4 separate regions of the Homo sapiens genome follow, and regions 1, 2 and 3 are each linked to region 4. A link is a loop called in an ENCODE intact Hi-C map of the cell type or tissue named here. Cell type or tissue: HCT116. All regions are shown on one strand. Links, peaks and the distances in the headings refer to the core of each region. The heading gives the core; the rest is flanking DNA. Region 1 overlaps ROS1 (ROS proto-oncogene 1, receptor tyrosine kinase). Region 2 has its middle 100 kb from the start of RFX6. Region 3 has its middle 46 kb from the start of GOPC. Region 4 has its middle 77 kb from the start of SLC35F1.

Region 1 (7,722 bases), core at 1,444-6,443, 480 kb after region 4:
TCAGTAGAAACCTGCAAAACTATAAAGGTAAAAAAAAAAAAAAAAAGGAAAAAAACCGAAACAGAATATTCAAGAACTGTGGGGAAACTACACAAGGTGTAAGATAGGTATAATATGAATACTAGAAAAAGAAGAGAGAAAGGAACAGAAGAAATATTTGGAGGAAATATTTGAAAAATAATGACTGATAATTTCCCCAAATTAATGTCAGATACCAAACTACAGGTATGGGAAGCTCAAAGAATACCAAGAAGGATAAATGCCAAAATCTACACTAGGCCTATCATATTCAAACTGCAGAAAACCAAAGATAAAGAAAAAAAATTCTGAAAGAAGCCAGAGGAAAAAATACTTAACCTATAGAGGAACAAAGATAAGAATTATATCCAACTTCTCCTCAGAAACTATATAAGCAAGAAGAGAGAAAAGTAAAATATTTAAAATGTTGAGAGAAAAAAACACTAACCTAGAATTCCATACCCTGTGAAATTATCCTTCAAAAGAGAAGGAGCAATAAAGACATTCTCAGACAAAAATTGAGAGAATTTGTTATCAGTAGACCTGCTTTGGAAGAAATGTTAAAAGAAGTTCTTTAGAAAGAAGAAAAATGATATAGATCAGAAATGCAGATCTACATAAAGAAAGGAAGAGCATTAGAGAATAAATAAGTGAAAGTAAAGTAAAAGTTTTTCTTTTTCTTAACTGACCTAATGGATAATAGTTTGTTCAAAATAGTAATAGCAATAACATATTCAATTATATCCACTTATGTATGTATGTGTGCATATATATATGTGTATATTTATATTTATATTAAGCAAAATGAATCACAGCAGTGACACAAGGGATAGAAAAGAGGACTTGGGAGTATTTTGTTATTATAAGGTACTGCAAACCTGTGAAGTGGTATAGTGTTGTTTGAAGGTGGACTTGGATTAGTTGTAAATATACATTGCAAATTCAAGGGCAAATCACTGAAAAATATTTTTAGAAAAGTATAACTGATTCCCAAGAAAGGAGAGTAAATAGAATCATTTAGAATGCTCAAATAAAACCACAAAAGTCAGAAAAAAAGTGGAAGACAAAAGTAGGAACAAAGAACAAGGGCAACAAATGAAAAATAATAACAAATATGGTAGATCTTAATTTAACTATATTAGTAGTCACTTTGAACATCAGTGGTCTAAATACACCAACTAAAAGACAGAAGTTGTTTGAGTGGATCAACAAACAGACTCAACTATACATTGTCTATAAGAAACCCACTTTAAATATAAAGACACATCATATAGATCAAAAGTAAAGGGATGGAGATAGTATATCATGCTATCGCTAATCAAATGAAAGAAGAAACAATTTCAGACAGCAGACTTCAGAGCAAGGAAAGTTATAAGGGATAAAGAGGGACATTACATAATGATAAAGGGATCAGTTCTCCAAGAAGATGTAATAATCCTTAATGCATATATCTCTAACAACAGAGCATCAAAATACATGAGGCAACAACTGATAGAACTGCAAGAAACAGATGAAGCCACTATCACCATTGAAGACTTCACGACATCTATCAGAAATGGGCAAATCCAGCAGAAAAAAAATCACTAAGGATATACTGATGAACTCAATAACACCATCAATTAATTGGCTGTAATGGACATCTATCTACTATTAATAATTTTTCCAACAACAGCAGAATAAACATTCTTCTCAAGCTCACATGGAACATTCACCAAGACAGAACATAAAATACACTTCAACAAATTTAAAAGAATAGAAATCATACAATATCTGTCCTCAGACTACAATGCCATTTAACTAGAACTCAATAACTGAAAGATAGCTGGAAAATCTCAGAACACTTGGAGATTAAACAACGTATTTCTAAATAACAAATGGGTAAAAGAAGAAATCTCAAATTAAAAATATTTTGAACTAAAAATGAAAACAAAACATCAAAACTTACGGGAATCAGTAAAATCAGTGCTTAGAGGGAAGTTTACAGCACTGACTGCATGTATTAAAAAAATAGATCTAAAATTATTTAAGCTTTTACTTTAGGAAACTAGAAAAAGAAGAGTAAATTAAGTCCCAAATAATAATAAGAAACAAAACTAAAACAAAAGAAAAAATAAAAAGGAAGTATAGTAGAAATCAATGAAATTGAAACAGGAAATCAATAGAGAAAAATCAATGAAGCCAAAAACTGGTTCTTTGAAAAGATAAATAAAATTGATAAGCCTCTAGCCAGGCTAAGAAAAAAAGAGAGTGGATGCAAATTGCTAATAGTAGAAATGAAGGCGGGGACATCTCTGTAGAACCCATGGAGATTAAAAGGATAATCAAGGAATACTATTAACAACTCTATGCTCACAAATTTAATAACCTAGATGAAATGGACCAATTCTTTTAAAGACACAATATGCCAAAACTCACAGAAGAAGAAATAGACAATCTGAATATGTCCACATCTATTAAATAAGTGGAATCAATAATTAATAGCCTTCTGAAATAGAAAGCACCTGGGCCAGATGGATTCAATGATGCATTCTATCAAACATTTATGGGAAAATTATACCATCTCTACAATGTCTTTCAGAAAATTGAACCAGAGGGCCTACTTCCAATTAGGCCAATGAATGAGTTTATTCTAGGCCAGAATTACCCTAAAACCAAAACTAGACAAATATATTACAAGAAAAGAAAATTTTAGACCGGTGTCTCTCTTGAATATTGCAAGAATTGCAAAAGTCCTGAACAAAATATTAGCAAATCAAATCGAGCAATATATTAAAATAGTTTTATATCACAGTCAAGTGGGATTTATCCCAGCTATGCAAGTTTGAGTCAACATTTGAAAATCAATTAATGTAGTCCACTATATCAACAGACTAAAGAGGAAAAATCAGGCGGTCACATTGATAGATGCAGAAAATGCTTTTGACAAAATTCAACACGGATTCAGGATGAAAAATCCTCAGCAAACTAAGAATAGGGGTAACTTCCTTGAGAAAGAACATGTATAAAAAAACTTGTTGTTAACATCATTACTTAATAGTGAGAAATTAGAGGCTTTCTCACTAAATCAGAAACAAGGTAAGGATGTTCCCTCTCCCAATTTCTTTTCAACACTGCAGTGGAAGTCACAGCATGCAACAATACAAGAAAAGGTATACAATACAAGAAAAGGTATACTGATTGGGAATGAAGAAATAACGCTGTCTTTGTTCACAGATGACATGATCATCTATGTAGAAAATCTGAAAGAATTGACAAAAAGACTCCTGGAACTCATAAGTGATTATAGCAAGTTTGCAGGACACGAGGTTAATATACTAAACTCAATCACTTTCCTGTATACCAGCAATGGACAAGTGGAATTAGAAATTAAACACACAGTATCATTTACATTAACACCCACAGAAAATGAAATACTTAGGTATAAATCTAACAGCATATGCACAAAAATCTATATGAGAAAAACTATAAAACCCTGATGAAAGAAATCAAAGTGCTAAATAAGTATAGAGATATTCCATGTCATAGATAGGAAGACTCAATATTGTCAAGATGTCATTTCTTCTCAACTTATCTATAGATTCAATAAAATCCCAATGAAAATCCCAGCTAAAGTTATTTTGTAGATATTAACAAACTGATTCTAAAGTTTATATGGAGAGGCAAAAGACCTAGAATAGGTAGCTATCACAGTATTGAAGGAGAAGAACAAAGTTGGGGAAGGCTGATATCAACTATATGACATTCTGGGAAAGTAAAAAACTATGTAGACAGTAATAAGATCACTAGTTGCGAGAAGGCTGGGGGAAGAAGTGGCGAATAGACAGAGCAGAGAGGACTTTGAAGGCAGTGGAACTATTCTATGTGATACTATAATGGTGGATACAGCTCATTACACATTTGTCCAAACCCGTAAAATGTACAATACAAAACTGAACTCTAATGTAAACTATAGACTTTGGGTAATAATGATGTCATTGTAGGCTCATTGATTGTAACAAATGTACTACTTTGGTAGGGGTATTGATAATGGGGGAAAGTTATGCATGTGTGGAGAAAAGGAGTATCTGGGAAATCTTGGTACATTCCTCTCAATTTTGCTGTGAATCTAAAACTGACTAAAAAATAAAGTCTTACCAAAAAAAAAAGACGTCCATGCAGTATCTGAAGTTGAACGACACACACACATATCCTCCTCCCAGCCACATACACAAACACGCTCCAAAATGAAGTCCCAAGAGTGGCATGAGTTTTTTTTTTAAACTGGAACTCATTAAGAGTATGATTAATACTCATTATTTTCTTTAAAAAATGGAGTCTATTTTATGTTGCTAGTTTCTAGGTACATTATTAAGAATACTTTACCTCCATCTGCTGGAAATTTTAAGCAATTACAAGTTATCTTGGTCCTTTTTTTCTGAAGGTATTCAATTATCTTCAAAATGTATGGGATAAAAAAAAAAATGTAAGGGAAAAACCTGTCTTTCTGTCCTGAATAATGTTTCTGACACTTCAACATGTCATATTATATCAATTAAATAAAAGAACGACAAAATTACCAATGACTTTTGAATTAGATAATTGCTCTGATTGCTCACATGTGTATCCCATTCTCTGTTCAGATCAGAAATCAGTACAAACTGAATATATTGGATAAATATTGGTTGAACTGAAGAGTGGTTCATCTTGTAACTTTAGTAAGGTTATCCATCTCTAAACCCCCATACTTTCCAAATGTCCTCAAACTTAGGTTCACAGTGCCCTTGACACTGTTGTTGGAGATTTTCGATGTACTTCTAATTTTAAACATTTTTTCCTGCATTTTGGAATTCATATTTGGAATTCCCAGACCAGACCAGCATTATTTTCTCTAACTTTTCATTTTAGTCTCAGTAATGATGATAGTAATAGCTAACATTTATTTAATGTTCTTACCATGTGCTAGGGATAGAGTGATATATAAATATCTGTAAAGCAGGCCATTGTCTCTGTTTACAGAAGAGCTGGAGTAACCTTCCCAAGACAAAAAAGTTAGCAAGTGAAGGAGCTGGCTTCATCAAGTTTTTGTCACTTAGACATTTACCCCCTAATTTTCTTACTTGCTGAATGCAAAGGTTGTATTTTATATGTGGCTAATATGAATTCATAAGGATCGACAACACATACTAAATACCTAATATATGTCAGGCACCCTCCTGGGGCTCTGGTGGAACAAAGATAATTCAAGCACAGTCTCAGCCAAAGATAGTTACATTCTAGTGCTAGATGAAGAAAAGAAAGCAGCAAAAGAAAACCAAAACCAAAATCACATGTGGCTAGTGCACTGGTAGAAGAACACGTGAAGTGGAGTGAGGACAGAGAGGAGATGTCCTTCACCTGGAATAGGAAGGCAGAAAGGGCTTCCCAGGAAAAATGATGCATGAATTGAGGCTTAAGTAAGGTTAGGCAGATGGGGAAGATCATTCCAACCTGAAGAGACTACCTATGTGAAGGGTTGGAGGGGTAGAAGTCCTGCAGTGTGTAGATAGTGTACTGTGGTTAGAGTGAAGGATGGCTTTGCATAGCAGAGACTGGATATGCGGGCAGGAGCCAGATTGCACAGTGCCACGCACAATGAGTTAAAGAGTTGGCTAACTGGTGTAAGATTGTTAGATTTCATATTAAAATCATATTTGGAGTTATTTGCATATTATGTAATTATGCTACATTTTTAGGTGATGTTTTACATAAAGACTGAGAGTGAATAGGTCAAGAAGTTGTGTTCAGCTGCAAGTGACAGATCTGCGATTTTTCGAGGCTTAAGCCTGCGGTATGGTTGCGCTACTGCACTGGTCTAGAACAGACCATTTCCATTGTAGTCTCTGTGACTGGGGCTCCCTGGAGTTGTGCAGCGTGCAAGGTGTTTGGTTGTAAGCGGTGGCCAGGGAGCTCCACAATGCCATCAATCACCTGGACTTGATCTTTCCCCAAACATCCTTAGTGAGTCCTTTATTCAATTCTCACAAGATGGCTGCCGCCCCTCTTGCATAGTGTCCGCCTCCTGGGTTGGGGGAGGGTGAAGGACAGAGGTGCGCCACAGTGATAAGCACATCTGACTAACCAGACCGTGTCACATGATTGTCTGGGCTGCAATCAAACTTCAGAAACAGTTTTTCCTCCCAGCATACTGCCCTGAACAATATCAGATATATATGAACTTGAAGAAAAGGAGAGGACATTGGGTAGACTGTAGCAGTACATACTACACATACTACACACAGTATCAAGCTGCAGCCATTTTTGTTTCTTCAAAGAGAATATTATTTCAAATCATTTTCATATTTATGTTTTCAAGCAAAAGTTATGTATGCTCTACAAATTTCTTTCTAAGCTTTGATATTATTCTTGTTAAAAATCTGCTTTTCCTCTCATATATATAGTATAGATATTTAATCTTTTGGTTTCTTCTTATTTTAGATAAAGCGTTTCTGTCTCTAGCTTCAGACACTGTGGAACCAACTATACTTAATGCCACTAACACTAGCCTCACAATCAGATTACCTCTGGCCAAGACAAACCTCACATGGTATGGCATCACCAGCCCTACTCCAACATACCTGGTTTATTATGCAGAAGTTAATGACAGGAAAAACAGCTCTGACTTGAAATATAGAATTCTGGTAAGATTGGAACTAGTGGTCTTTGTCTTTTCACAAGATGTTCTTTTTTGATATAAAATTATGAGCCATAGTAAAGTATTTCCTATATGTTCTGAAATGGACTAGTACGCAACTTTTTTACAGCTAATGATTCATCAAAACATATTGTGTTCTAGTTTTCTTGACTGGGAGTAAGTTAAGCTTCAAGGAAGTATATCAACTCTTGCCCATTGATGGATTGCCATGGTAACCGTTTTCTGAGTGTCCAGAAAGAATTGGGTTTATTCCCCTCCCTGATTATCTAATTATCCTCAGAGAGAATGATAGAGAATTATTTTTGCAGCCTATGGAGCAGACTGAAGATTGAAGAGTAAGAAATGAACTGGACGGAAAGAACATTGCCTTATACCTCTTCTCCACAGCATTTATCTAATATAAAAATTGTACATTATATTTTGTCTTTTGTTTCCTATGTGCAGAGAAATATACTGCTATGCAGATACTGTTTTTAGTCATCATTGTATGCCTAGCACCTAGCACAGTTAGTGGCACTGTGTAGGCATTCACTAACTATTTCTTGAATGAATTGGCACTATTCATTCAATCATTGAAATGATGAAATGTATTCATTAGTATTTCAGTTGTCTTAGTGATGGAATCACATATATCCAATATTTTGCTTTGTGCTTGGCTTTATTTAGCCTGTTCAAAAGGTGAAATTGACTAACTGTTGGATGTTAAACACTATATGTTTTCCCATAAAGTGTATGTGATTTTTCATTCCTTCCTTAATTTTGTCTAATTAACCCTTTTTACACATTTCTAAAATAAGTAATTTCAGATAGATCATTTGGCTGGCCAAGATTGGACTTGGCAGCACTGGTCATGTCTGTTATTAAATTTAATCTATCTTATTGTCTTCTCATTGATTAACAGTGGTCTAAGACAGTGGTTCTCAACCTTGGCGGCACATCGAAGCTTTAAAAAAAAAAAACAAAACACTCTGCATCTAGGCTTCACCCCAGATAACTCAATCAGAATCTCTGGCAATAGAACCCAGGCATAGTAG
Region 2 (7,722 bases), core at 1,150-6,149, 850 kb after region 4:
ACTCTAAATAAAATATTATTTCAGCAGGAAATTTAAAGCCACATGATAAAAGATAAATATGGAGATTCCTTCAGTTGAATTAGGGGCTGGAAATAAAGTTTATGAGAAACAGTTATAATTAAGCCATAAAAACTTGGTAATGCTGCCTGGTTATCTAGTTCTTAAGGTATTAGAGATTGTCTTAGAGCTCTCTTATATTTCAGATTTTCTGATATGAAAAACCAGGATGAAGAAAAACTGGAAACTACCTCTCTGCAGACTCTGTTAACTGTAACTTTAGCATATTGAAAAGACATGTTGGGAAGCTTTTGTAAGTTGTCTGTGTGTATGAGGTTTTCTATGGCCATTCTATAGTCTGTGTATCACGGTTTGTCCTTGATATATTTAAGATACTGTCTAGGAGTGAAAAAGATCAGGAAGATCAGTCTAGGCTTTGTGAAATTTCCTTGAGCTTTATCATATGCCACTAAGTGGTATCTTATTAGTGGATATAAAGCTTTGCTGTTTCAAACAGGTAATACAATTAAGCCAATTCTTTTATTAAATTTGTATTCCTTCCAGTCTCTTAAAACTTTCCTTGAGGATGAACCTTTTCATAGTGATAAAATATTAAATACATGTTCACATATTTACCTTGCATGGTGATTTATAACCAATGAGGTTGTAAACATCCACTAAGCCTGCTCTATCATGAAGTTTTTTTCTTTATGTCTTACAGACTTCAACTGGTTTCATTTTTACTTTAATAATACATAGTTGAAATGTATAATTTTTGCATTTATTCTAGGCCAGACACTATGCTAAGCACTTTCAATGTATATCTGAGTCCTAAAAAATCCTCTGAATAGATTTTATTATTATTATTATTATTATTATTATTATTATTATATTATGGAGGTTAGTAGTACTGATATTAACAAATGTTAAAGAAAAAAATTACTTTCACTTTAAAGTGCCTTATCAGCAGATAATGTATGTATAACTCATTTATATATTCTGTAGCTCTTTTCAGTATTATTTTTTCCTATCCCAGCTTCCAGGAATTTACTTTTACATTCTACCTTGATAATCTCACCTTTAGGATTACATCTTGCTAATGTCCACTGGAAATAGAAGTCTTTCAGGTTCGGACTTGTGTCTGTATCTACCAGTATTTCTTTCTACTAATGTCACTATAATCTATTCAATTTAATTTTTTAAATCCCTCAATGTCATGGCTCCCCTGCATGCAAATGAGACACAATTTTACACGGTCTGTCCTCAATCTCTCTGCTACATTCTACTCCTAAATATGCTCATCCAATATCTTGAACTGATTATTTCTATTCTCATACATGGAAACATTTCTCTTTATCTTTCTTTGAAACTCTCCATGTCAGTTTCACCACCTCTGTTTTAATTAGATTTTATGGATCCCGAAGTTTATATAATTTAGGGAGAGGGGCTCTTAAGAGAGAAAGAATAGAAAATTATGAATATAAAATTAAACAAATATGCAACATGAAAAAAGCAATTCTAACCATTATAAGTTCTAAAAGCTGACACATATCACAAATACTATAAAAGCCAAGAAAAACAACATACAATTTTTAGTATGTTGCCTGATATAACTTAATATACCTTCTTTCCTACATTTTTGTCTGCATATTTTTATCACCTAATTATATTACAGTAATTCTAAAAATATTTTATAGACATGGTAGAAAGGTAATTCTCTCTTCTACCATGAATTATATAAATTTGTTTTTTAATGTCAATAATTGGGATGCATAAAATATGTGACTTAATGTACAGTCATATTCCTATTTGTAACTTGGCAAAAGGTTATGACCTAGTGATATAAAACTCCTGATAAATTATATTTTATAAAACTTTTGTCAAAAAGGAAAAAAATATGGGTTGGGTGTGGTGGCTCATGCCTGTAATCCCGGCACTTTGGAAGGCTGAGGTAGGAGGATTGCTTAAGGCCAGGAGTTTGAGACCAGCCTAGGCAGCATAGGCTAGTCTCAAACTGCTGGTCTCTACAAAAATTTAAAAAAATTCTTTGGGCATGGTGGCACTCGCTGTAGTCTCAGCTACTCAGGAGGCTGAGCGAGGAGAATTGCGTCATTTTGGAGGCTGAGGATGCAGTGAGCCATGATTACGCTACTACAATCCAGCCTGGGCAACAAGGCAAGACCCTGTCTCTCTCCTTGTTTTGAGACAGGGTCTCCCTGTGTTACCTAGGGTGGTCTCGAACCCCTGGCCTCAAGCAATCTTCCTGCCTTAGCCTCCCAAAGTGCTGGGATTAAGACATGAGCCACTGTGCCCAGTTCTTGTCTCTTAAAGAAAAAAAAAAAACAAAAACCATGTAGTGAATTGGAATTTGCAATGTTCTATACTGCATTACTGAGTACATTCTCAAGGGGAATAAATTCACTTTGATTAGGTGTTAGTGAGAACTGTCAACCTGGCTTCTAAATCTACACATGATATAAGAGAAAAACAATTTCACGGAACTAGATTTTAGCTCTAAACAATTCAAAACTTGTTTCACCTCTGCCACACATTCTTTGGGTACTAGCACAGTAAGACACTTAACATTGTCTCTGGAAGTAGGTGGTTTTGTCTGAGAGTTCCTCTGCTCCTGGCCTTTTCTGTCACAACACTAGGTGAATTGTAACTGTGGGCATGAGTATCCCTCTAACTTAACTACACTTAAAAAATTACTGAAAATCGCTAAACCAAAACTAAATATAGCCTCAATGTAACTTCCTTGTAGGCAGATTCAAAAAAGGATCCCAGCTACTTCAATACTACGACTTGAAGGTATTCATGAGCCAGACAAATTAAGAGTGGAAAAAGACAGTAGTCTTATCGATTGTTGTTAAAATGTCTTTCTTTTCTATTAATTTTACAAGAACAGAAGACACATGTACTCATTAGCAAGTCACTACCACGATCCTAACGAGTGACTGTGCAAGCAAGGGTCCCTGAAGTTTAAGTTTTTGAAGCTGTGGCAAATTTACCTCTGGTCCTAACCCAAGGACTTTTGGAATAATAACTGCCATTCACACAAAAAAAGCCATTCCATTGCAATTCTTAGTGTTCTTTTCTTCAAACCATCACACAAAACTCTTTTCTCTTACTCCCTCACTTGTTCAACCATATTGATGGAGCACCTACTATATACAGTCATGAGCTGATTAGCAATGGGGATATGCATTTCTCAGAAGAAATGCATCATTAGGCAATTTCATCATTTTGCAAACATCATAGAATGCACTAATGCAAACCTAGATACTATAGCCTACTACACACCGAGGCTACATAGCATGTTGCTCCTAGGCTACAAATCTGTACAGCATGTTACTGTACCAAATACTGTAGACAAGTGTAACACAATGGGAAGTATTTGTGTACCTAAACATAACTAAACATAGAAAAGGTACGGTAAAATTATCTTACCTTAAAAGATGAAAAAGGAACACCTGTATAGGCCACTTTCCATGAATGAAGCTTGCAGGACTGGAAGTTGCTTTGAATGAGTCAGTGAGTGAGAGGTGAGTGAATGTGAAAGACATTATTGTACATCATTGTAGACTTTATAAACATTGTCTGCTTAGGCTACACTAGATTTAAAAAATAATAATAAATATGCCTTAGCTTACTGTGACTTTTACTTTATAAACTTTTCAATTTACCTTTTTGACTTTTTTGTAATAACATTTAGCTTAAAACACACATTTCCTTTCTTTATAACTTTATAAGTTTTTTATTAATTTTTTTTAACTTTCTAAACTTTTTTTGTTAAAACTAAGGCACACACACATACATTAGCCTAGGCCTACACAGGGTCAGGATAATCAATATTATTGTCTTCCACCTCCACATCCTGTCCCTCTGGAAGATCTTCAAGGACAAAAACATGCCTAGAGCTGTCATCTCCTGAGACAATTATGCCTTCTGGAATATCTCCTGAAGGACCTGCCTGAGGCTGTTTTACAATTAACTTTTTTTTTTAATAAATAGGGGTACACTGTAAAATAACTATTAAAAAGTCAGCACAGGAAGTTTATTTACACCAGCATCACCATAAACGTGTGAGTGATGCATTGTACTATGATATTACAATGGCTACAACATCACTAAGCAATAGCAATTTTTCAGCTTTTTTATCATGTTATGTGGTCCATAGTCCTTTGTTTATGTGGTCCATAGTTCACCAAAACATCACTATGCAGTATATGACTGTGCTAGGTTCTGTGTTCAACCCTGGAAACGTAATGATGTACAAGAAAGATATACATGGTGCTTCTCTCTCAGAGCTCACTGTCAGAGGCAGTTAACTACCCATTTGTAGGCTAGAACACCTCAGGTTTGCAATCAGCCGTAAGCCTTCCTAGGCTCTGTCCCACTGTGATGTAATTTTTTAGGCTACATTCAGCCTAAGCCTTAATTCGTGTCTTAATCCATTCAAACTGCTATAACAAAATGCCGTAAACTGGGTGGATTAGAAACAACAAACACTCCTCACAGTTCTGGATACTGGTAAGTCCAAGATAAAGGCACTGGCAGACTCCGTGTCTGGTGAGGACCCATTTCCTGATTCATAAATGGCAGTCTTTTCACTGTAACTTCACATGGCAGAAGGGACATGTGAAGTTATGGTAAAAAGTTACAGTGACCTCTCTGGGGGCTCTTTTACAAGGGAATTAATTTCATTCATGAGGGCTCTCTCTTTGTGACCTAATTACCTGATTAGGCCCCACTTCTTAATACCGTTACACTGGGGATTGGGCTTTAACATATTAGTTTGGGGGGAACACAAACAGATCATAAGTAGTCTCGATTACCACACCCTAGCCCAGTACACAGAACCAGTCATAGCTTCCTGTTGCATGGGGCTCTGAGATCAGATTGCTCATCCTCAGTTACAAGGCGCCTATTACACTCTCCTGAACTGGTCAGTGAGCTCATTTCACTGCTTGCTATCCCATTACCACTGTTCAGCTCATGAGAACTTCCCTCTGCTGTTTGCCCTTTCCACCCAGTTACTCCTCTTCTAGATCTTCCCTGCCTAGCCTGGCACTCTGCATGAGGACTGCTCTTCACACAATATGCAACCACTTCACTTACAGCTACCCATCACCTGAACAAAATCCCCCTGGATGAAGTGAGATAATGTATCTTCATCACCTACCACATCTGTTTGTTAAAAAGATGATAGATTCTACTTTCTATATAAGATAAATAATAATCATCTAGTCCTGAGCATGAACACAATACTATAAATTTGGTAATCCTTTACCAAAAAAATACATGGTTTTAGATTATTCTTTTAATGTGTTAGTCTCAGTTAAGAAATTATTACTTTAACTGGAATTTTGGAGGAACAAGACTTAGAAATGATAAAATTTGGTGGTAATCACACACAATAACAATTTTTATTGTTTGAGTCAGTGCTAGAGTTCATTCAGGTGGTATTTGGCTGGCTTTGTTAGTCTTGCTTCCCAAATTAGCTTTGCTTTCCGATCCAGATGTCAATATGTGAAATGGTCATCAGCCAAGTGCAGAAGGATACACAAGCTGGCTGCAAAACATGATGACCTATCCAGTGGAAAGATGAAACCTGACAGAGACCTGGGGACAGGCTCAGACTCTGCCTGGGAATGCTTAGGAATCTGGGGAAAAGCACATCGGAAACTTGAAAAGGGAAATGGCAAACTTCAAAAATGTACAAGCTGAAAGCTACAAAAAGCTCAACCCAACCGTCTTTGGAAAGGCAATCCCAGTCCTTGGGAATGTCATAGAGCAAATCTATTACCACATACATGAACTCTCAGTGCTAATATGGCTTGCCAATGAAAATTTGGCTCTCATGGACTGAAGCATAATCAATGATACACAAATCAACTATTCCGAGTGTATAAACGAGCTCTGTGAATTGATGAGACATGTGTAGCCCTGAGGATAAGAGGATAACAGGTGTATAGTCACTGTTTTCTCAGAGCTGGTCACATGAAAGGAGAAAGCAGTGATGCATACAGCTGTATTTATATCCTGCATTCAATCATGGAAAAAGCAGCATTCAATATCATTGTCTGCCCCCACTAAAAGGAGATCTGGATAGTTCTTTTGGGAATTTCACAAGTTATCTGGACACAGAATGTAGCCCTTACTTATTTCTCAGCTCTACAGAGTTTTAAAATGTATGTGTAGGGGAAGGGATATTTGGCATATCTGGGAACCTTCCTCACAATTTACTGCTAACCTAAAACTGCTTTAAGAAATAGTCTTTAATAATGATTTTTTCAAACCAACAAATATTATGCATTGCTTTTAAAATTCAATACCAATCAGTAAATGTGCTTTGAAATTTGTAAAGCCCAGGTAGTTAAGACACATACACTTTGTGAGTCTCTTAGAAATAGTGGCACCATCCCATCAGAGCAGGCACAATGTCTCCTTTAACAGATGGCTGGGAAAGAAGGCAGCCAAAAGACCATGTATGAACAACAAATGTGCTTCTAAGGGCGGCAGTCCAAGCAGCGAATGTTGAAATTGTTTTCCATCCTACGCTTGCAGGCCTGTGGCAAAGGGACTGGGGAATCAGTTGACTTGTGTGCGCTTAAGCAAAATGGCCAAATAGCTCCCATGACTATAGGAAAGGAGACCAGCAGATGTGGGGGCAGCAGAGTGTTCCAAGCATGGGATTAGGAATGCTCATTGTCCTTGCACCATTACGAGCAAGGCTCTTCTGCTATCTGTTAACACCATGTTTTATCTTGTTTTCATTCATACACGCTGAAGAATGAGCACAACACAGGCAGTTTGGCATCTTTAGAGATGAAAAGTATTTTCGCTAGAAAGATCAGGTACAAATCTATTTTACCTAAGAAGAGAAATATTATTTATAAGAGGGGAGGTGTCTTTGGTCTTTGCTGCCTTTCTCACTGTGCTTTAAACAAATTTCTACTACATAAATGTGGGTATAACTAGTTTATAATCTTATATATGTCTAGTTCAAGTCTTACAAGGATGCAGTGGAATATCTGCAGTGAAGAGAAGTCTTGCCCATCTATATAAGGACCTCTGGAGTAAAAAGCTGCAGTGTTTGTGAATTTTGAGGCTATGTTGTTGAATGATCATTTTTACATTAATGAGACTTTTTGGCATAGTGTGTGGATGGAACTTAAATTTTAATAGAAACATCATGTTATTAAAGCCCAAAGTCCATTGGTGAGGGTATGTGTGTATGTTTACGTGTGTGTATAAAGTTGGTTTCTATATCCAAATGACTATACATATATGAATATAAAAAAGTTACTATTTCTGGGTTTGCTGCATTGATTCTTTAAATAACTAGATTTTTACAGTACTCAGAACAACGAGACAGATAAGTTTCATTGTAAAATGAGGCCCTTGATAAATAGACTTCTGTTGTGGGACTTTTCAGTTCTTAGAAGAGTTCTTACTTTTTAAACGTATGTATTGACAACAAGTGAAAGTAGACGGAAGAAAGATTTGATCCATATGGTGCCATAAAATCCATGTTTAAGTAAACCTAATGCTACTTCTCAAACAGCACTCCACCAAGTTGACACCCATACTCTCTCCACCCTGAAAAGGTTTAGGGAATAATCACTTTTTCAACCTAATCTTTATTAGATCAACTACATTCTCTGCCATCTTATGATAGGAACCCCACTCATATATAATGCAGACTGGAGGTAAAGCCTT
Region 3 (7,722 bases), core at 1,667-6,666, 270 kb after region 4:
GTTTTTAAGATACTATTTAAAAGGGTATTCTTCCATTTTGACATCTAAGTATATATGATTTAGAAGTTCCTAAGTTATATGTAAAATAATTTTTGGAAAATACTTGTAAATGAATTACTTGAGTTATGAACATTTAGAAATGTTATGAACATTAGAAATACATTTTTGTCACTGACTAACCTTGATTTAGTGCTAATACATATATGCTTTCCGTGTGTTGATTTAAGCTCCCAATTCACCAAGTGATTTGAAAAGAAGTCTTTTCCCCAGAATACAACCCCATAGGATATTGGTCAATTTATGAATTTTTTTTTGGTCAGTTTATGAAATTTTAAAGAGAACTTGTATTTTCATTGTTAATCAGTATTTTATTTTAGGTGGTTTTATAACTAACCTTAAAGAAACACTTTAAAAGTATTGCAAATTACCGTGCACTGTTGGTGCTGAATATTTGTTCAATAATGAACCTTTTTCAGGTGTGATTTGAGAGCTATAATCACCACGGCAGCAGCCATGAGAATGCATCTGTCAGTTCTCGTGCAGGAGGGAGCATAGCTTACTGAAGGTCCAGCTGCTGTGGTCTGAAATCCATCCCTGTGTACATGGTGAGGCTATGCTCCTCCATGCTGCTGCCAGTCAGTGACTGATTATGACAGGGATATTATATGATGACTCCTCAACTTTAGCTGGAGCACTCCACGATGGTCTTGCCAAACTCCCTTAGGATTACATTGTAGTCCAAGTTGCTTTCACCCAACCTTCCTTCCTCCTTTCATTCACCTTGGGTCTTAACTCCATTGTGATCTCATTGCCTTCCAGCCTCCAATCAACTCCAGCTTCCTACCTATTTTTCCTCACTGGCATTGCCGTTAATAAATCTGTTGCACAGCAGATCCCTTTTTGGTGTTGGCGTCTGCTTCTTAGAGAGGCTAGATTAACACAAGTGACCATGAGTGAGATTTGAGGAAACAGGTAATAAGATGGGCATTAGGAACCCACCCAAAGGGTAAAGACAGTGACATCTGGTTGGTGAGTATAGTTTATCTAGTCGTTGGCACAAAATCATGGCTCAGTGGCTATTTCACAAATGGTGTGCAGAAAAGAGTTAACAGAACAGGCCTGAACCTGTTGTCTTTAGGTCTGCTTGCAAGGTTGGACCTTGGCTAGCGTCCAGCAATTTGGATATCAGGAGTATTCCCATTATCCCCTTGCTGGTAAGTGCGGTTTACTGTGCCTGAAGTGTTTGTACAAACAGTAGGATTTTTGTTGAACACTTACTTTCCTCTGGGAATCTAGAATTTTGGTACATGCTAGGCAGAGGGTACCTACACTGACTTCCCTAAAACCTTGACTCCTAGGTTCAGTCAGGCAAGCTTCCTAGGTGGACAACACTTGATGTATTGTTACACATTATTGCTAGAGGAATTAAGCATGTCCTGTGTGACTCCATTGGGAAATGAATCTTGGAGCTTGTACCTGATTTTCTTGGGACTGTGCCCATATGCCTTTTCCCTTTCCTCATTTTGCTTTATATTCTCTGTAATAAATCATAATTGTGAATAAAGCTTTGCTTAGTCTGATGAGTCCTAGCAAACCACTCAACTTGGGGAGAGTTTTGGAGACTTGGGACTGAAATTGGAAAACATTTTATTTAAATTGGAAAAAATTATTAAATTGGAAAAAATCCAGCTTATGGAGAGGGGAACTCTCCAGGAGGGTCAGTGATGCAGACATTTGAAAAATGTGGGAGAACAACATCTACAAGAATAGCAGAGTTGGCCGGTTACAGCAGGATTGTATTAATGACCTACAGAAATGGATGGAGGGGGGCAGCTCCCAAGGAGGCCTTACCTCCTACAATGGAGGGATTGAAACAGCTGAGCTTCAGGCTGAACACCTAAGTGTTAAGAGTTGCTGAGTTTCAGACACTTGAATGTTCAGCGAAACCTCTTCTATTTTGTGAAAGTCAAGGCCCTGGTGAGGAAAACCTAGAACCATGGGGAGATCTGGATGGCTGCACCTGAGAGACTTTGCAATCTCTACTGGACTGTTGGTCTTAAGAAGAAGCCCACGCTTCTCTAATAAGACCTTGTACCTTGTCTATGCTCCAAGATGTTACAGAGGCTGCTACTAACCACATCCCTAAGGCAATACCTGCCCCTACCTAGTCTGCTGCCAGGCCTGTAACTAGGGCTAAATCCTAGTAAAGCCAGGATGGGAGATGTGCTGGGCCTGATAAAGGAGAAAAGAAACTACACAAAAAGTGTAAGAATTAGCTAGCACATTCTGGCAAAAACCAAAGGAGTACTCCTAGAACTGAATTTTATATTTTTTATTTTTATTTTTTTTGAGACGGAGTTTCACTCTTGTTGCCCAGGCTGGAGTGCAATGGTGCAATCTTGGCTCACTGCAACTTCCATCTCCTGGGTTTAAGTGATTCCTCTGCCTCAGCCTCACAAGTAGCTGGGATTACAGGTGCGTGCCACCACGCCTGGCTAATTTTTGTATTTTTAGTAGAGACGGGGTTTCACCATGTTGGCCAGGCTGGTCTTGAACTTTCTGACCTCAGGTGATCCATCCGCCTCCCAAAGTGCTGGGATTAGACTGGCCACCGTGCCCAGTCTGGAATTGACTTTTGAGAGTGCTTGATCAGGGTGTAAACTTATTAAAAGAAAGAACTGAAATTAGAAAACATTTTATTTAAATTGGAAAAAATCCAGCAATATGTTGTTTAAAAGGAACATACCTAAAACATAAGGACATAAAAAATTTGAAAGTGAAAGGAGAAAGAATATACACTGGGCATATTTTCTCCAAAAGAACATGGATACAGTTATATTTTTTAAAAACAGACTTTAAGAAAAAAACCATTAGGGATAAAGGTTACTTAAATTCTTAAAGAACCAATTTACTACAATGTTAAATCTATCATCATAGTGGGAGATTGCAACAAAACTTTCAGGCAAATTAGGAAAGAAGGAAGATTTGAACAACAAGCTTGATTTAAAGTTTTAAGAGGGCATTTGGTTGTAAAAGAAATACCTCTGGCGTCTAAGTAAGAAGATAAAAAGTGAGCAAAAAACAGAGATTTTTCAAAAGAAAACATACAAGTGGATGATAAACATGAAAAAAAAAGTTCAACATCACTAATCAGAGAAATGCAAATTAAAACCACAATGAGATATCATCTTACACCAATCAGAATGGCCATTATTAAAAAGTCAAGAAACAGATGTTGGGGAGGCTACAGAGTAAAGGGAGCACTTACACCGTTGGTGGGAATGTAAATTAGTACAACCTTTACGGAAAACAGTATAGAGATTTCTCAAAGAACTAAAAATAGAACTACCATTTGATCCAGCAACCCCACTACTGGGCATATACCCAAAGAAAGAAAGAAATTATATTGAAAAGATACTGGCACTCGTATGTTTATCACAGCACTATTCACAATAGCAAAGATATGTATGGAATCAACCTAAGTGTCCATCAATGGATGACTGGATAAAGAAAATGTGGTAAATATATACCATTGAATACTATTCAGCCATGAAAAAAGGAATGAAATCATGTCTTGCAGCAACATGGATGGAACTGAAGACCATTATCTTAAGTGAACTAACTCAGAAACAAAGTTTACTACCACATGTTCTCACTTATAAGTGGGAGCTAAATAAAGGGTACACATGGACATATATAGAGTGGAATAATAGACGTTGGAGACTACAGAAGATAGGAAGGTGGGAGGTGGGTGAGGGTTGAAAAATTACCTATTGGGTATAATGTTCAGTATTCAGGTGATGGTTACACTAAAAGCCCAAACTCCACCACTACGCAATATATGCATGTACAAAACCTGCACTTCTACCCCCTAAACCTATAAAGATAAAAATATATTTTAAAAAAGGAAGATAGGTAATGGACTATAACAAGGAAAATTAGATAAAATATAGGCCGACACTAAAACTTGGAGTCTATGCGTTGGAAAGGTAGAATTTGCAATTTGGTAAATTGCCAGCAGGGGGCAGCAGATTCCAGATGCATTATTAATTTTACTTTTATTAGCGGTGTAAGGCTTTTTGAAACTCATCAAATAAAATACTCCTGTGAAGATCAATAAATTGAAGGCTGATTTTTCCAGGGTCACACAGCTAGTTAAGTGTCTGAGCCAAGACTCAAATCCCTCTCTTAATTCTACTTTAATAGGCCACAAAGAAGGAAAGGGGAAATATAGATAAAATTGTCAGCTTTCAGTCCTCCTATTCCAACAATTATTTTTATTTTTTCCATGCTTGCCAACTGCAGTAGAATTTTTCTAAAGTTTTCTTAAAAGGTGCACGGTTTGATGGACCCTTGGCTTGATACAGTTTTGATTTCTAAAAATGATGATTGTGCTGGGTTTGAATTTCACAAGAAACTGTTTGGCTGTAGTGGAGTGACTATAGAATGAGAGAACTCCTAGAGTTACATAGTAGAATTCTAGATCGTCAAGACTATAGCATTCCCCTGCCCCCACCAAATACGGAATAAGTTATTTCTTGCTTGTGTGCATACTGTCCCCATATTCTTTAGGAAGCAATACTGCAACAAGGATATTTGTGTCCTTTTGTGACATTTGAGGATGTGTCATGCTCACTAGGTGCCCTCTACTGTCATGTTCACCATGGTTGAGGGCATTTTTAACCTCTGCCTAAGGCAGTAACAAATGGGTTGTTGGCTTCTGAAACAGGAGAACTACAAAAAAAAACCCTGATTTTTCAGAGGAAAAAGGCAAACTGCTGACTAAACTAGTCATGAAAAAAGGGAGTAAATGCAAATATACAAAACAAGAAATAAGAGAGAAATACCCATAAAAGAGAAAACTAAAAGGATAATAATGGACTACTTTGTTCAATTCTATAGGAATAAATTTGAAAACTTTTCTAGGAAAATGTAATTTACCAAAACTGTTCCCAAGGAAGTTTTAAAATCTAAACAAACCAATTTCCATAGGAAAAATTGAAGGAATTGTCAAAGTGCTCTCCCCACAAATTACCAAAATACATGATTTCACAGGGCAATGCTACTAAACGTTCAAACAACAGCTAATTCTAATGCCTAGCAAGAGAACCAAAAAAGGGAAGAAAAATTCTAAATTGTTTCTGTCAAGCTAATAATATCTGATCAAGATTGCCACAAAGAAAGAAAAGCCCTGATTCACAAAAGATTTTTTTTTTTTTTTTGCAACTGAGTCTCGCTCTGTTGCCAGGCTGGAGTGCAGTGACTCGATCTCGGCTCACTGCAACCTCCGCCTCCCAGGTTCAAGCGATTCTCCTGCCTCAGCCTGCCGAGTAGCTGGGACTACAGGCACAAGCCACCACTCCCGGCCAATTTTTATATTTTTAGTAGAGACAGGGTTTCACCATGTTGGCCAGGACAGTCTCGATCTCTTGACCTCATGATCCGCCCGCCTCAGCCTCCCAAAGTGCTGGGATTACAGGCATGAGCCACTGCACCTGGCCCACAAATGAATATTAATGTAAAAATCCTAAGTAAAATCCTATCCATGCAAATTTAATACAGTAATGGATTCATATCTATAACCAGATGTTTAACATTGGGACATCTAATTATGTAATTAATCATCTGACTGGCTCTAGGGAGGAGTCCTATGGAGGAAAATCATATTTTCCATAGATGCTGAAAAGACTTTGCTCAAAATTAAGCACATTCCTTGTGAGGGGGAAAAAAAGGAATAAATAGATGCTTTCTTAACATAATAAAGTTTACCTCAACATAATAAATCTATCTCTGCCTAAAAGCCAGCATCATGCTAAGGTGGGAGCTACTAGAAGTATTTAATATGGTACTGGAAGTATTGCCAATAGAATTAAATGTACACATAAATATTGGAAAGGAGATAGCACTAGCACTATTTGCAAACGTGATCAAATTCCAGAAAAACCTAAGAGAATCAACTAAAAGCTACTAGGAATAATAAGGACATTTAGTAAAGGAGCAGCATACAAATTAGTCACAGAAATCGAACAGGAAGGCTGCATATAATAGCTAACACCACGTGGCACTTATCATGGGTCAGACACTGTTGTAAGGGTTTTATGTACATTAATCCTTGTAATCTTCACCACAACCCTATAAGGTATATACCATTATTATCTCCATTTAGAAATAAGGAAATGGAGTCATAGAAAGTAAGTCCTTCTTGGTCACAACTAAGGCAGAATTTGAGCCCAGGGAGTCTAAGCCCCAGAATCCATGCTTTTTACCACTAGGCCATACTAGTTCTTGATACATAAAAGAGGAGGTGGGGACAATTTACAATGGCAGCAACAACAAAAAAAACACCTAAGTACAAATTAAACAAAAAATGTGCAGTACTTATGTGAGCACCCTTTAAAATCCCCTGAAAGGATGCAAAAGGGGCTTGAACAAATGGAAAGGGATACTACGTTTTGTGTACCTATATAACTGACTAAAAACTACATTAGAAAAAGAATGAATGGAAATAAGGCAGACAAAAATTCCAAGAAGAGATCACTGTTCGAAGAAAGACAATAGGTAATTAGAAGGGCTTAGTATATTAAGGGAGAATTCTTTATACTTGGGAGAGATTTGAGGAAGTTTAAAGGCTGAGGGGGAGACCTCCAATGAAAGGAAGAAGAAGATAAAGGAAAAAGGGATAATAGGAGCAAAGAGATAAGGGGAAGGCAGTGGGATTTAAGATCACAGATGAAGGTTTCTAACACTTTTTCCATTGACACAGGAAGGAAGGAGGAAAGGAATGAAGTGGATACAGGTTTTGTGAGAAGAGGAATCAGCAGGAAGTTAGTTCTGATTTTAACGACTTTTATTTTTAGGTGAAGGAAGTGGCAAGATCAGAGTAAGGGAGAGTGTGAAAAGTGGCACTGCTTTGGAATAATTGCTAAGGGGTACGGAAAAAGGGATCAAAGATAAATAAAAGCGTTGAGGAGTGATGGGCCCCCAGTAAACTGGAAACCGAGCTTTTGTAACAGCCACAGTGTGAATAGTTCTGCAATGTTCCCCTGCTGCTGTGATGAAGATGGAGAGATGGTATTCTCAAGGGGAATTATGTTGTTGGGGTCTCATGGTTCGGGGCTCCTGGAAAGAAAATGGAGTGAAAATGCTGAGACAAACCAGTTCGATGATGGATAGGGAAGGAAATGCAACCCAAAAGGATTAACAACTAGAGGAAAATGATGGGATCTAGGGGTTTGGTATCTAAATGAGATCAGTGACTAAGTAGGTGGAAAGCTGAAGAACTCAGGGGGTTTTGAGCTGATAGAGAATTGCTGGAGATTAGGTTTACAGTGCTGGGGTTCTTGCTGATGACAAGAATGTGGACATGTGTGGGAGTGGTTTAAATGGAAAGCAGGTTACTAGAGTGGAAGTCAAGAAACCATAAAAATGACCATGTTGGGCACTTCATTCTCTAGCATGATTACAAAGGAGGAATGAAGAAGACCTAGAATTAGGTGAATGTCCTCAATGAATGGAAAAAAGTGGCCTGGAAGATATTAGGTGTCACAGCAAAAAGAAAAAGGTGGTAGAGCTAGGTGAGAAAAAAAGGGAGAGCTTTGAATGGTGGTGAAAAAGTAAAAAAGGATGTGGAAGTAGTCTGTTGGGAGGAGGGTGTGTGCCACAGTTAAGTGCATTTGTTGGGAGGACAGGCAGCCTCCTCTTGAAAAATAAAAAGGACTCTAA
Region 4 (7,722 bases), core at 1,808-6,807:
AATGTTACTTATAGTTTTGTCATATGTGGCCTTTCTTGTTTTGAGGTATGTTTCTTCTTTTCTGAAAAAAATGTTTTTTTCAGCATCCCTTTATGATAATGCTCAGCAAAATGAGTAAAGAAGGAAGCATTTATCCAATGTTCTTTCAGCATCTATTGAAATGATCATATGGTTTTTGTTCTTGGTTCTGTTAATGTGGTGTATTATATACATTGATTTGCCTATGTACAACCATCCTTGCACTCCTGAAATGATTTGACTTGATTATGGTGAATAATTTTTTAATGTGTTGTTGAATTCTGTTTGCTAGTATTAATATTTTGTTGAGGATGTCTATGTCTATGTTCATTAGGAATATTGGCCTCTAGTCTTCTTTTGTTCTTGTGTCCTTACAGGTGAACAGTGGCATCATAGAATGAGTCAGGGATGAGTTAGGTATAATTCCTTCCTCTTCAATATTTTAATTTTTTTTAATTTGAGTAGAATTGAGACAGCTTCTTCTTTAAATGTTTGGTAGAATTCAGGAGTGAAGCCATCAGATCTTGAGCTTTCTTTCTTCAATGGGGAACTTATATGGCTTTGATCTCATTACTAGTTATTGATAGGCTCAGGCTTTCTATTTCTTCAAGATTCAATCTTGGTAAGTTGTATGTGTCCAGAAATTTATCCATTTCTTCTAGGATTCCCAATTTGTTGGTGTATAGTCTTCCATAGTAGTCTCTAATAATTCATTGTATTTCTGTGGTATCAGCTGTTATGTCTCATTTTATGTTTCTGATTTTATTTATTTGGGTTTTTTCTTAGTCTAGATAAAGGTTTGTCAATGTTGTTTATCTTTTCAAAAAACCAAATTTTTGTTTTGTTAATCTTGCAGATTTTTTTTAGTCTCAACTACATTTATTTCTGTTCTGACCTTTATTCTTTCTTTCCTTCTACTAAATGTAGCTTTTGTAGCTTTGGTTTGTTTTTGTTTTTCTAGTTTTTTGAGGTGCATCATTAGCTTGTTAATTTGAAATCTTTTTACTTTTTAGTTGTTGTTGTTTTTTTTTTTTTTTAGACACTGCCTTACTTTGTCACCCAGGCTGGAGTTCAAGTGGCATGATCACAGCTCACTGCAGCCTTGATCTCCCAAGCTCAAGTGATCCTCCAACCTTAGCCTACCAAGTAGTTGGTGCCACCATGCCCAGCTATTTTTTTTATTTTTGGTAGAGACAGGGTTCTCCCTATGTTGTCCAGGCTGGTCTCAAATTCCTGGACTCAAGTGATGCTCCCACTTCAGCCTGCCAAAGTGCTGAGATTACAGGTGCAAGCCACTGCACCCAGCCTACTTTTTCGATAAGGATGTATTGCTATAAACTCCCATTTCAGCATTGTTTTTGATGTATACCATAGATTTTGATATGTTGTATTTCTATTTTTATTTGTTTCAAGACATTTTTAAATCGTGTTCTTACTTTCTTCATTGACCAATTGATTGTTCAGGAGCATGTTGTTTAATTTCCATACATTTGCCTAGTTTCCAAGGTTCTTATTGTTATTGATTTTCAGTTTTATTCCATTGTGGCCAGAAATAATACTTGATATGATTTCAACTTTTTTGAATTTTTTGAGACTTGTTTTCTAACCTAGGGTCTATTCTGGAGAATGTTCCATGTGCTGATGAGAAAAATGTGTATTCTTCAGTAGTGGGGTTGAATGTTCTGTAAGTGTCAGTTGGGCCCATTTGGTTTAGTGTGTAGTTTAACTTCAATGTTTCTTGATTTTTCTCTCTGGATGATCTGTTACTGAGATGGAGCATTGAAGTCTTTTACTAATATTGAACCACAATTTACCTCTCCCTTTAGATCTACTAATGTTTGCTTTATATACATGGGTATATTTATATTATATTGTTTAAATTTTAAATTTTATATTATAAATATAAAATTTATTTAATATAAATATAAATATTTAATATTTAATAAATATAAAATATTATAAATATAATATAAATAGTTTAAATTTTAAATTTTAAACAATATAGATCCTGTTGTTATGTTCTCTTGCTGACCCCTTTATCATTGTACAGTGACCTTCTTTGTCTCTTTTTACAGTCTTTGACTTGTACTCTATTTTATCTAAGTATAGCTACTCCTAATCTTTTCAGTTTCCATTTACATGGAATATCTTTTTCCATCTCTTCACTCTTAGTGTACCTGTCTTTATGAGTGAAGTGAGTTTCTTGTGGGCAGCATATGGTTAGGTCTTGATTATTTATCCATTTAGCCAATCTATGTCTTTTCATTGAATAATTTAGTCCATTTATATTTAACGTTGTTATTAATAGGTAAGACTTACTACTGATATTTTGTTACCTGTTTTGTGGTTGTTTTGTATCTTCTCTCTTCTTCCTTTTTTACTGTCTTCCTTTGTGCTTAAGTGATTTTCTGGTAGCATGTTTCAATTCATTTTTTTTATTTTTAGTGTATTTATTATAGGTTTTTGCTCTGTGTTACTGTGAGCCTTACAAAAAATCTTCTACATATCACTAATTATTTTAAACAGATGACAACTTATCTTTCATCACAAAGAAAATAATTAAGCAAATGAATATGGAAAAAACTTTTAAGACTCTTCACTTTAACTCCATACTCCAACCCCCATATTTTGACTTTTTGTTGTCTCAATTCATGTATTTTTATGTTGTGTAATTCTTAGCAAGTTTCTGTAGCTATTTTTTGGATATATTTGTCTTTTATTCTTCATACCTCAGTCACAAGTAGATTGCACACCACAATTACCATTAGAGTATTCTGAGTTTGTCTGTGCACTTACCTTTACCAATGAGTTTTATATCTTTAAATGTTTTCCTTTTGTGCATTAGTTTTTTTGTTTTTTTTTTTCTTTCAGATTGAATTCCCTTCAGCATTTCTTAGAAAATGGGTCTGGTGGTGATGAATTCCCTCAGCTTTTGTTTCTCTGGGAGACTTTCTGTTTCCTTCATGTTTAAAAAAAAAGCTTTGCTGGATACAGAATTCTTGATTGGCAGTTTTTTTCTTTCGGTACTGTGAATATGTCATCCCACTTTTTCCTGGTCTATGATTTTCGCTGAAAAATCTGTTGCCAGATGAATTGAAACTCGTTTATATGTTATTTGCTTCTTTTCTCTTGCTGCTTTAGAAACTTTTCTTTGTCCTTAACCCCTGAGAGTTTGATTATTATATGCCATGGGGTAGTTTTATTTGGCACTTAATCTGTTTGGTGATCTCTGACCTTCCTGTACCTGGATATTTCTATCTTTCTCGAGTTTTGGAAATTTTTCTGTTATTATTTCCTTGAATTAGCTTTCTACCCCATGCTTCTGCTCAGCTCTCTCTTGAACACCAATAATTCTTAGATTTCCTCTTTTTAGGTAATTGTCTATATCTTGTAGGTGTTCTTAATTTGTTTGCATTATTTTTTCTTTTTTCTTCTCTGACTCTGTATTTTCTAATAACCTGTCTTTGAGCTCACCAGTTTTCTCTGCTTGATCCATTCTGCTGTTTAGAGCCTCTAATGAATTTTGCATTTAAGCAATTATATTTCTCAGTTCCAGGATTTCTGTTTGATTTTTTATTACAATCTCTTTGTTAAATTTATTTGAAAAATTTCTGAGATGATTTTCTGGATGGTATTGGAGATAAGTGAGTTTTTTTTAAACTGCCATTTTGAATTGTGACCAGAGAGCCCACCCATCACCATCTAGTTAGGTTTAGTTACTGGCTCTTTACTTTGTCCATTTGGGGAGATGATGGTTTTCCACCTGCTATTTTTCTCATGTATGTATGTCTATGTCTTTGCATGAAAGGATTATTTATTCCAGTCTTCTCTGTCTTGTTTGTTTTGATTTGTATTGGGTATGTTTGCCTAGAGATTTCTGTGTAATATACCTGTTGAATACATTTTTTTCTTTTTTTTTTTTTTTTTTTTTTTTTTGCTTGGTCACTGCCTCAGTTTCAGCACTAGATGGTGCATTACACCCAGATTTGCCCCAGCTCCAGCGTAGCAAACTTTGCAGCACTGCCTATCCCAGATGGAGACGATCCCCACCGCCCCCCTGGCCGCGACCCGCCGAAAAAAAAATCCTGGCAGTGTGGGAAAGCTGGCTAGTGATTTTTGCCCAAGGGACCCATGGAATGTGTCTCCTACTGTGTGGTGCTGCTGAAGAGCCACTCTTATTTGGCATTTTCTTTGGCTGAGATACAGAGTGGAGTTTTCCACTCTGGGATGCTAGCCCCACCTCCTCCCTTTGTCTCTGACTGTCCTCAGGAATTATTTTCCCTTGAGGTACTCATCACGCTTCCCATGGCTTGAGACAAATATAGGTCTCCTGTCAGGGAACCCAAAATGGTGAAAAAGCTGGTTGTCCACCTTAATCTCACTCTTTCCAGTATAATCATGTGTTAGGGTTAAATTTTCTGTATGCTTTGTGCCTGAGAGATTGGGGGAAGGGCATTGCAGACATAAAAATCCAATTCTGTTATCATCTATGCTAAGTTTTAAAACTTCTCTGTGGCTCTGGGAACTGTCTCATCTTCATATTTAGGTTCTGGGATATTGCTGGTGATCACCATGGTGCTGTACATTTATTTTTGTTTTTCTGTGGTGGGAGAATCAAGGCAGCTTGCTTCCAGTTGACCATTTTTGTCCAGAGTGATATTTCAATACATGTATACAATATGTAATGATCAAATCTGGGTTATTAGCATATTCATCACCTCAAACACTTATCATTTCTTTGTGTTGAGAACATTCAAAATCATCTCTTCTAGCTATTTGAAAATATACAATAGATATTATTAAGCATAGTGAAAGGTTGGTTTTAAAAAGACATTTTGGAGTGTGATAAATGTACTAGAAGTGAAAGAGGAATAGCTATGGCATATATTTTCAAGGCCATGGCTCACCCACTATGGTGTAGAATTCACATGGCAGTATGTAATCAAATATATTCTTGAGTAAGTATCCAAAGTTAATAAAAGAAGATGTGCCAATAGTTACAACTATAATTTAAACTATGCACCAATAGTTTAAACTGAATTTCACTATTCTTGAGTCCTTATTCCAAAATCAAATCCTAAATTCATGTGAGCGTAGCTGTATTTTTAAGGATGTCAAATGAAATTTATAGATCAACTTTGGATGTTTTACCGGCATACACTGTGTACGCACACACACATACAAACCCATTTGCTAGAAATTGAAATAATTTTCCCCCAACTCATGTGTCCTTTTAGAAACTGCTTATATATGCTTCTCAGAAAGTCAGTCATCACAGTCCATGCAAAGTGAACAGTGGAGCAAATTATTGTCTATAGGTAAGTAACTGAAACTGTGATAGACACCTGGCCTCAGATGAGAAAATTGTATAGTTCTATCTTCCAGAAACTTATCATTGAGACACAGCAACTCTACACTCTTAAACTGAGGACCTGAAGGAAGTGTAGAGCAGCCATCACAGCAGTATCATCACAGCAGTATGGTGTCAAATGTCAACTTCAGAGAGACTGGAGAATGGCGCAAACAAGAAGAGGTTTCTGTGTTTTTCTCTATCGTAAACAGTTATGAGAGAGGGAAACACAGACAGAGAGAGAGGCTGCTCAGTTTCCGATGTCTTTCCTAACTTTAGACCTTCATAAACCTAAATCAACTAACCAACTTTGCATCTGGGCTGACATATTGTCTTCCTGCATGTTACAATACCCTATGATCAACTGTACAAGCTACTATCTAAGGTTAATCTCTCTACTTGTAAACTGGATCACATAATCTATCTCCTAATGAAGGAAATTTTCCCATTTTCCTTAATTTCTCCTTCAACATAATTTTTTCCTCAAAACCAATTTACTCTCCCAGTATCAAAGCAGTACCTAGAAAAGAGTAGGTGCTAAATAAACATTTATTAAAAGGAACTCACCCCAGGGGAAAAAAGCACTATCATTATGGATCAGAGCTTCAGGGAAACAGATCGGCAATACTGCAACAAGAGAAAGGAGTAGGGAGTATAACTGTGTGTTGTGTGTAACTATACCACTGGAGGAATACTTGGAACAGTAACACACCTGAGACACAGGCCCACTGAAAGACCAAGAGTTAATCATGATATTATAGAATGCTATCTCTCTTCCACATCTCATTGCAACACCAACAGGGCTCCAGTATAATAACAATGGATTACAGTGGGAAGAGATTCAAGACATAGATTCTCTCTGAGGGAGGGTACTTAGAAAATCTCAAGTCAAGAACGAGATAAAAATGAGATGAGTAGAGCAATTTTAAGACTCTGACACCTATTGCAACAGCAAACATTAACACAATCCAACTTCTAGCCCCATTAATTTAAATTCCCACCCCAGAGGCCTATTTTCCTTGGTTCCTATTACTTTATACATAATGTCTTGGTCCCTATTACTTTATACATATACTTTTAGTAGTAGTCTAAGGAGATATGAGGATGAAATGTAATGTGGTATCCTGGATCAGATTCTGGAAAATGAAAAAGATATTAGGGGAAAAACTAAAAAATTTCAAAAAAGTATCTACTTTAATTATAATATATCAATATTGGTTCATTAATTGTGACAAATGTACTATACTAATATATGATATTAATAACAAAGGAAACGATATGAAGTATATGAGAATTTTGTACTATCTTTGCAATTTTTCTCTAAATACAACTATTTTAAAATGAGAAATTTGTTTGGAAAATCGTAACAGAGCTGAATATCATTGTAGGTAATTATCATCACCAGGATATTTTAGAATGCATTTTCTCAAGACCAAACTCTTTTCTGCTACCTTCTTTCTCTAACACTTCTCCCTTCTAATTGATAGTGAGCAGAATTGACCCTAATGGCATTCCCATAAGTATACAAAAAATTATTTTTGCGTCTAAGTACCTCCAAAATAGCTTTTCCCTATAGTTCATTTTGGAACCTTGAAAACAATTAATTCTTTTCCCATAACTCCTCATTTTTATCCCAGATGTAAAATCTTGAAATTTTCTATCCTTTTGCCTACCATCATTCCCACCTAGCTGGCCTTTCATGTCCCTATTTCTTCACCTCTGAATTTTATCTCCACCTATTCCATTGTGCCCTTTGAATCTCCAAATCCTCTGTATATAAATTCTCCGCCTTTCAGCGTTTTTCTCACCTCCTTCATCATGAATTCTTCTCTAATGGCTCCAGTGGGTCTATATTAAGAACTTTTCGTCTGTGCTTCCAAATTTATTTCCTAAGTCTACTCTAGAGCTCATTACCCTTTTATAATTCGGTTTCCTGTTCATCTACCTGCATTCCCAGGACTAGGACCTAGAAAAAGCCTTACTAAATGTTAAATAAGTGACTGAATGAACACCAGAACAACATAGTAGTAAGTGTAATTAATACAGCAAAAATTGTCATATATATTGTTTAGAGGAAGGGTTGATTGTATTTGTGTGAGAGTTAATCAAGCAAAGATATAGTTCTAAGTTGAATGAACTGGAGGATTCATCTACAAAAATATGACTCATATCATTCAAAATGAAAAAAAAGGGGGATTACATTTTCCTTTTTTCCCCTCCAACCGTCCCAAGACCCTAAGGAAGTGGAACAATATCCTCAGGTTGACAGCCTCTCTTTATGGACTCTCTACATATATAGGAATACCTTGAATATATTGCAGGTTCAGTTCCAGGCCACTGCAGTAAAGTGAGTC

What was found. Peaks named below come from ENCODE experiments on the same cell type or tissue, not always from the same donor. Only the 100,000 strongest peaks of a DNase experiment are listed, where the experiment ranks them.
Region 1: it touches region 4 in a loop (8-fold over the local background); 18 of 110 quality-filtered maps call a loop at or near these places.
Region 2: it touches region 4 in a loop (5-fold over the local background); 7 of 110 quality-filtered maps call a loop at or near these places.
Region 3: a loop joins it to region 4, with 4 times the contacts of the local background. A loop is called at or near these places in 3 of 110 quality-filtered maps.

Annotation. Positions count from the first base shown.
Region 1 is chr6:117,343,012-117,350,733 of GRCh38, reverse strand. It overlaps ROS1 (ROS proto-oncogene 1, receptor tyrosine kinase), which reads left to right. Exons shown (of 44, transcript NM_001378902.1): 28 at 6,472-6,674. Among named protein-coding and RNA genes, the nearest start is that of ROS1, 79 kb to the left of the region's middle. In HCT116, for the core only: a CTCF peak has its summit at 4,412 (motif pointing left); a DNase peak (open chromatin) is centred at 4,372.
Region 2 is chr6:116,973,000-116,980,721 of GRCh38, reverse strand. No RefSeq gene overlaps it. Among named protein-coding and RNA genes, the nearest start is that of RFX6, 100 kb to the right of the region's middle. In HCT116, for the core only: no CTCF peak of the experiment used is centred there; no DNase peak of the experiment used is centred there.
Region 3 is chr6:117,552,392-117,560,113 of GRCh38, reverse strand. It overlaps a transcript of DCBLD1 not described here. Among named protein-coding and RNA genes, the nearest start is that of GOPC, 46 kb to the left of the region's middle. RefSeq lists an enhancer at 1,787-1,836. In HCT116, for the core only: a CTCF peak has its summit at 4,022 (motif pointing right); a DNase peak (open chromatin) is centred at 4,018.
Region 4 is chr6:117,826,325-117,834,046 of GRCh38, reverse strand. No RefSeq gene overlaps it. Among named protein-coding and RNA genes, the nearest start is that of SLC35F1, 77 kb to the left of the region's middle. In HCT116, for the core only: a CTCF peak has its summit at 3,962; a DNase peak (open chromatin) is centred at 4,036; H3K4me3 peaks cover 653 bases; H3K27ac peaks cover 491 bases.